Regions from separate parts of the Homo sapiens genome. Here region 1 is linked to region 2. A link is an interaction called in ENCODE POLR2A ChIA-PET data of the cell type or tissue named here. Cell type or tissue: MCF 10A. All regions are shown on one strand. Each heading gives the region's core, and the rest is flanking DNA. Links, peaks and the distances in the headings are about the cores only.

Region 1 (3,368 bases), core at 527-3,026, 76 kb after region 2:
GCAACTGAAGATCCTCAAAAGAAGTGAAAATAGCCTTAACTGATGACATACCACCATTGTGATTTGTTTCTCCCCCACCCTAACTGATCAATGTACTTTGTAATCTCCCCCACCCTTAAGAAGGTTCTTTGTAATTCTCACCACCCTTGAGAATGTACTTTGTGAGATCCACCCCCTGCCCTCAAAACATTGCTCCTAACTCCACTGCCTATCCCAAAACCTATAAGAACTAATGATAATCCCACCACCCTTTGCTGACTCTCTTTTCGGACTTAGCCCGCCTGCACCCAGGTGAAATAAACAGCCTTGTTGCACACACACACACACAAGGTTAGGAGATCAAAACCATCCTAGTCAACATGGTGAAACCCCTTCTTTACTAAAAATAAAAAAATTAGTTGGTCGTGGTAGTGCACACCTGTAGTCCCAGCTACTTGGGAGGCTGAGGCAGGAGAATTGCATGAACCCAGGAGGTGGAGGCTACAGTTAGCAGAGATCATGCCACTGCACTCCAGTCTGGGCCACAGAGCAAGACTCCATCTCAAAAAAAAAAAAAAAAAAAAAGGCCTATGTTGCTAGGCACTCAACAAAACTGAGAAAATATAGTCACTTTCTTCTGCTTATGTTGCTTAGTTATTTATACCTGTTTATAGTTGACGTGATGAAGTATTGTGTTTGAGCTCAAAGCTGCCCCTGGCTTCCCAAATTATGGTCTAATGTCATTTTACTTTTTTAAAAAACTTTTTTTCCTACACTGGAAGTACCTTTCCAGAATACAGAATACTGTTTCTTAAGATTATCTGTAATGTAGCTCCAGATCTCTAATTTGAGTTTCAAATATAAAGACGAACGAGCTATTTCTCCAAAAGAAGATAATGAGGATTACTCCTTCCTCGTATTAAAAATTATATACTAATTTTAGTAAATGTGTAAATTATAAAATGGAGAAATGTATAGACTTCTTTCTCATTGAATTATATGTTCCTGGTTTTGTAATGCACACACATATCAAATAAAATGAGAAAGTAGAATTTTAGAAATAATTTTTATTGGCAACTTTTACATAAAAACTGTTAAATATATTTTGTTGCCAGACATTTTAATCCATGTATCTTGAGTATTAAACTCTTTTTGAGTCTCTGTCATAATAGTTAAGATCCTAGAGAATAGAAATATATATTTTTAGGATGGAATCTTGGCACTGTCACTTAACAGTTTGACCTCAGGCAAGTTTGTAATTGCTTTGCCTCCTTGTCTAAGTGGTACACTTAATAGAGCAATCTTATAGTGGGGGTACTGAGGATTAAATGAGCCTGTGTCTGACAGGTAGTGAGCACTCAGTAAATGTTAGCTGTAATTCTATGAAGAACTGAATCAGTTGTGCTTTAAACTAATTCTAAAAATTTGAATTTTGTAATTCATAATATTATAATACTGACTTCCTTGGGAACAATTGGAAAATACTCCTTTGTGTCAGTATAAGGATTGTGGCCAATAAATATAAGGAAATCACGTTGTAAAACTGAATTTCATAACCTGAAGGAATCAGGTGACCAAAGCCAGTCATTTTCAAATGCCATTTAGATCTGACTATAGTATAATCTTCCGAATATATACAGTATATAATTTTTAATAGCATCCCGTATCTCACTCTTAAAGATTATTGTCCAGTGCCTCTGAGGTAAGACGTCAGGAATCTGTTTTTAAATGATAAGGGTTTTGTAAATGGTCTATACCATTTTTTTCAAGAGGGTGTTACTTAAGATGGCCTCTATCGCTGGCCTTACTTTACTGGCACATCTTAAGCAGCTCATTTATATTATCCTGTACACTGCCAAAGTAGAAAGTTTGTTTGCTTTCTAATTTGAAGGTAGACTGTGCCACTCTCTTACTTAGAACGTCAGTAGTGTTCCCGTTGTCTAAAAAGTTCAAGTCTAAGCTCTTTAGCTAAGTGTGCAAGGTCCTTCATCTATTTCCTTAGACTTCCCCCTTTTTCTAGTTCCTTAACCGTACTGACGTATGCCTCTTCACCTTTGGATGGGGTTTTTTGTTGTTTTAGTATTTTCTACGGTCAAACACAGGCATAGGGTTTATCATTCCTTCTATTAATCTATACTTATATAAAATTTTATTTTGTGTATCTCGTTCTTAATGTGTTTTATTTATATTCCCCTGCTACATTGAGCGCTCCTTCAGGGCAGGTATTTTATTCATATGCATTCCTGTTTCCTGGTGTAGAGGAGATGATGATTTTCTTTCTTTCTTTCTTTCTTTCTTTTTTTTTTTTTTTGAGACGGAGTCTTGCTCCGTCGCCCAGGCTGGAGTGCAATGGCGCGATCTCTGCTCACTGCAAGCTCCACCTCCCGGGTTCACGCCATTCTCCTGCCTCAGCCTCCAGAGTAGCTGGGACTACAGGCGCCTGCCACCACGGCCGGCTAATTTTTTTGTATTTTTTTAGTAGAGACGGGGTTTCGCTGTGTTAGCCAGGAAGGTCTCGATCTCCTGACCTCGTGATCCACCCGTCTCGGCCTCCCAAAGTGCTGGGATCACAGGCGTAAGCCACCGCGCCCGGCCTGGAGATAATGATTATTTACTGAAGGGAATTGCTTTTTGGGTTTGTTTTTTATGACAGGATCTCACTCTGTTACCTAATCTGCAGTGTAGTGGTGCAAACATGGCTCACCGCAGCCCCAGCCTCCTGGACTCAAGTGATCCTCCTGCCTCAGCCTCCTGTAACTGGGACTACAGGTGCATGCTGCCACGCCCAGCTAATTTTTAAATTTTTTGCGGAGACAGGATCTTGTTATATTGCCAAGGCTGGTTTCAAACTCCTGTTTTCAAGCGATCCCCCCTACCTCAGCCTCCCAAAGTATTGGGATTTCAGGTGTGAGCACCATACCTGGCAGGAATTGCTTTTTAAGGAGGTGCTTTTCTCCTGGGTTACTTGAAGTGATTATAGGCCAGTTTTATTGTATTAAAATGCTTATAGAAACAAAGATTTTCATGCCCTTAGTGTTGACCTATTTATTGAAAAAAGAATGATCTGAATTTTTTCTCATCCCTGGAGCACATGGTATTTAGTAAATGAAAAGGGGTTGCCTACCAGGCCAGGAATTAAAAGATCCTGGGTCAACTCTAAGCACCCTATACGTTTTTAGAAAATATATTAATAAAACTTTGAAGGGCCGAGCGCGGTGGCTCACGCCTGCAATCCCAGCACTTTGGGAGGCAGAGGCAGGCGGATCACAAGGTCAGGAGATCGAGACCATCCTGGCTAACACGGTGAAACCCCGTCTCTACTAAAAATACAAAAAAAAAAAAAATTAGGCAGGCGTGGTGGTGGGCACCTGTAGTCCCAGCTACTCGGG
Region 2 (4,078 bases), core at 830-3,329:
GAAAAAAATTAGAAAAAACTTTAAAAATGCAACATACAAACAGCCAGGAAAATATGACAATACAATCATGTGTCACATAACAACAGAGGAACGTTATGAGAAATGAATCATTAAGCAATTTTATGTATGAATATCATCGAGCATACTTACACAAACCTATATGGTATAGCCTACTACATACCTAGGCTATATGGTATAACTTATCACTCTTAGATTACAAACCTATACAGCATGTTGCTGTACTGAATGTTGTAGGGAATTATAACACAATGACAATTATTTATGTAGCTAGAAATATCTAAACTTAGAAAAGTTACAGTAAAAATATGATATACAAGATTAAAAAAATGATACACCTATATAGGGAACTTACCGTGAATGGAGCTTGCAGGACTGGAAGTTGCTCTAGGTGAGTCAGTGAGTGGTGAGTGAATGTGAAGGCCTAGGACATTACTGTACACTACTGTAGACTTTATCAACATTATACTCTTAGGCTGTACTAAATTTATTTTTTAAATATTTTTTCTTCAATAATAAATTAAACTTAGCTTACTCTAACTTTTTTCCTTTTAAACTTTTTAACTTTTTAACTCTTGTTACAAAATAATGTGTTTGTGCTTAAAATAAGTTTTGTAATAATTACTTTGTAACTAAAGTTATTTCATAAGTAAAATTAATACAAATATAAATAATACAAAATACAAATTAATACAAAATAATAACAGCTGTACAAAAATATTTATAAACCTTATAAGCTTTTATCTATTTTTATTTTTTTTTACTTTTTAAACTTTTTTATTAAAAACTAAGACACAAACACATTAGCCTAGGCCTATACAGGGTCAGGATCAATGTCACTGTCTTCCACCCCCATATCTTGTCCCACTGGAAGGTCTTCAGTGGCAATAACACACACAGCTGTCATCTCCCATGACAACAAATGCCTTCTTCTGGAATAACACCTAAGAAACCTGCCTGAGGCTCTTCTTGTGGAGGTGTCACTCTTTTCAGAAATATGTCTATGGTCACTTAGTAGATTTGCTTCATTTTTTCTCACAGATTTGCTTGTAAGCAGATTACGCACCATTCCTCTCTATTAATGAAAATTTTTTAGTCCCCATGACAGTTTACCTATATAACAAACCTGCACATGTACCTCTGAACCTAAAATAAAAATTATGATAAAGAAGACTGTTTGGTGTTGCCTCCACACTTCCAAGCTTTTAAAGGAACTTGCTAAGGTCTGAAAAAGCTTGTGCTACAAATCCTTCACTGTCCATTTTCTTGGGGGTTCTTCTTTTTCTTCCCCTGCAGCGATATGGTTTGGCTGTATCCCCACCCAAATCTCATCTTGAATTGTAGTTCCCACAATCCCCATGTGTCATGGGAGGGACCAGGTGGAGATAATTGAATCATGGGGGCAGTTTTCCCCATACTGTTGTGATAATGAGTGAGTTTTCATGAGATCTAATGGTTTCATAAGGGGCTTCCTCCTTCGCTCTATTCTCATTCTTCTCTCTCCTGCCCCCTCCTGAATAGGTGCCTTCTGCCATGATTGTAAGTTTCCTGAGGCCTCCCAAGCCATGCAGGACTGTGAGTCAATTAAACCTCTTTCCTTTATAAATTACCTGGTCTTGGGCAGTTCTTTATAGCAGCATGAGAACAGACTAATACATGCAGTTTCCTTTTTTCTTGCCTCTTCTTCAGCTATGCATTCCTGTTTCATTTCCAACAACTCCTTATTAGTCAATTCCTCAAGAACCACCTCTAGGAGCTCCTCAGTGTCATTCTCATCCACACCCAGGTCAAAGCTGTTTGCCATCTCAACCACAAACTTGTTGATTTTTGCAACCTCCTCATCCTTGGCAAATCCTCTGAAGTCATGGAGAAATGCTAAGTGTCTTCTTCCAGATGCCATTCACATACTTCTTGGTGACATCACCCCAAGCCCAACCAAGGTTCTTGATGCAATCATACCTGTGTTGTAATCCTTCCAGAATTGCATCACTGTCATCTCAGTCTCTCCCTCAGGTGTAGCAACAGCCTGGACAAAGGTCTTCCTCAGGTAGCAGTCCTTAAAAGCTGATATAACACCTTGATTCATTGGTTCAATCAAAGAGGTAATGTTTGGAGGGAGAGACACTACCTTGGTATTGGGATGAAGATCACCAATAAAAGGAGGATGTGTGGGAACATTATAAACCATATGCAAAACCTTGAAAGGTATCTTATTCTCCAAATAGTACTTCATTTCACTGGCATAGCAATTCAGGAGTAGCTGGGTCATCTGTGACTTCTTATTGCTCCTGTGGTGTGCTTACTGGTATGCTTGAAGGCCCTGGGGTTCTCACTGTGCCAGATCACAAAGGATTTCAGTTTGTAGCCTGCAGCATTGCCTCTGAGAAAGACTGTTGTCCTGTCCTTAAAAGCCTTGAAACCTGGCATTGACTTGGTCTCCTTCTAGATAAAAGTCTTTTCAGGCATCCATTTCCAAAATAGGGGGTTTTCATCCATATTGACGATTTGCTCTGGCAAGTGATTTTCCTCCATAATCAGCCTTTCTAGAGTTTCCAAAAATTCTTCAGCTGCCTTCACATCAGCATGCACAGACTTGCCACTCACTTTCACAATATGTAATGAATTACGATGCTTGAACTGTTTAAATCACCCAGAGCTAGCAATACTTCAACACTGTAGTTAGGTCCGGCCTTTTCTCTGAACATTGCAAACAAACTTCGTGCTTTGGCCATGATTGTCGTAGTGCTGAGAGGGATACACTTCTGTGCCTGGTCTCCAACCCAGGTCATCAGAAGTTTCTTCATATCTTATAGAGGACCTTCCTGAATTTCTGTTATCTCATTGCCTTCAATGAAGCAAATCCTTTAACAGCTTTCATCACTTTTTTTTTTTTCTGAGAGAGAGTCTCGCTCTGTTGCCCAGGCTGGAGTGCAGTGGCTCAATCTCGGCTCACTGTACCCTTTGCCTCCTGGGTTCAAGTGATTCTCATGCCTCAACCTCCCAAGTAGCTGGGATTACAGGCGCATGCCACCACACCCGGCGAATTTTTGTATTTTTAGTAGAGATGTGGTTTCACCATGTTGACCAGGCTGGTCTCAAAATCCTGGCCTCAAGTGATCCACCCACCTCAGCCTCCCAAAGTGCTGGGATTATAGGCGTGAGCCACCACGCCCAGCTAGCTTTCATCACTTTGTTCCTGTCCTTTCAGATCATAGCTAGGGTCGATGGGGCAGGCATTTCTGGCAAGAAATAACCATCACTGATTTTCCACTTTCATAGTCCTTAATCATTTTTTTAATTTCTTTCTTTTTTTTTTTTTGTAGAGACAGGGTCTCACTATGTTGCCCAGACTGGTCTCGAACTCCTGGTCTGAAGCCATCCTTCCACCTCAGGCTCTTGAAGCACTGGGGTTATAGGAATGAGCCACTGTGCCCTGTCCCTTAATTAATCACTTTTAATTTCATTTCCAGGTCAGTTACTCACTGTGGCCTCCTACTGACAACATTAGCAGGATATCTTGTACGCTTAGGGACCCATAATGAACAAAACAAAATGAGATTAAATCATACACAAGAGAAAACTGTGCAATCAAGAGCTACAATAAAACACAAGATACATGAAGCTGCTGCTGGTGTAACACAGCATACCATTTTACAGTAAATTTTTTTTACAACTAGAAGACGTACACGCTAAAATAACAATAAAAGTATAGTATAGTTATATCTTTATCAAGTATTATATACTGTACATAATTGTATGCACTATACTTTTATATCACTGCCAGCCCAGTAGGTTTACACCAGCATCACCACAAACACCTGAGTAATGCGTTGTGTGGAGACATTATGATGACCACAGTGTTACCAGGTGATAGGAATTTTCCAGCTCCATTATAATTTTATGGGACCACTGTCATATGTGGTCCATAACTGACCAAAACATCATTATGTAGTACATAACTGCAACTTTTTTTAATCTTATAGGAAAGGATTAATGTGACAGAAGAAGAACTGTGAATTATAAGAGAAATAAGAAAACTCTAAAAAGTAAGCCAAATGTA

What was found. ChIA-PET counts read pairs that join two places held together with the same protein. Peaks named below come from ENCODE experiments on the same cell type or tissue, not always from the same donor. Only the 100,000 strongest peaks of a DNase experiment are listed, where the experiment ranks them.
Region 1: POLR2A ChIA-PET joins it to region 2 with 7 read pairs; 6 of 35 experiments call an interaction of 5 or more read pairs at or near these places.

The regions. Positions count from the first base shown.
Region 1 is chr5:168,569,307-168,572,674 of GRCh38, reverse strand. All of the region lies in intron 1 of PANK3 (pantothenate kinase 3), which reads left to right. Among named protein-coding and RNA genes, the nearest start is that of PANK3, 8.4 kb to the left of the region's middle. In MCF 10A, for the core only: no CTCF peak of the experiment used is centred there; no DNase peak of the experiment used is centred there.
Region 2 is chr5:168,645,107-168,649,184 of GRCh38, reverse strand. No RefSeq gene overlaps it. Among named protein-coding and RNA genes, the nearest start is that of SLIT3-AS2, 60 kb to the left of the region's middle. In MCF 10A, for the core only: no CTCF peak of the experiment used is centred there; DNase peaks (open chromatin) are centred at 1,904 and 2,644.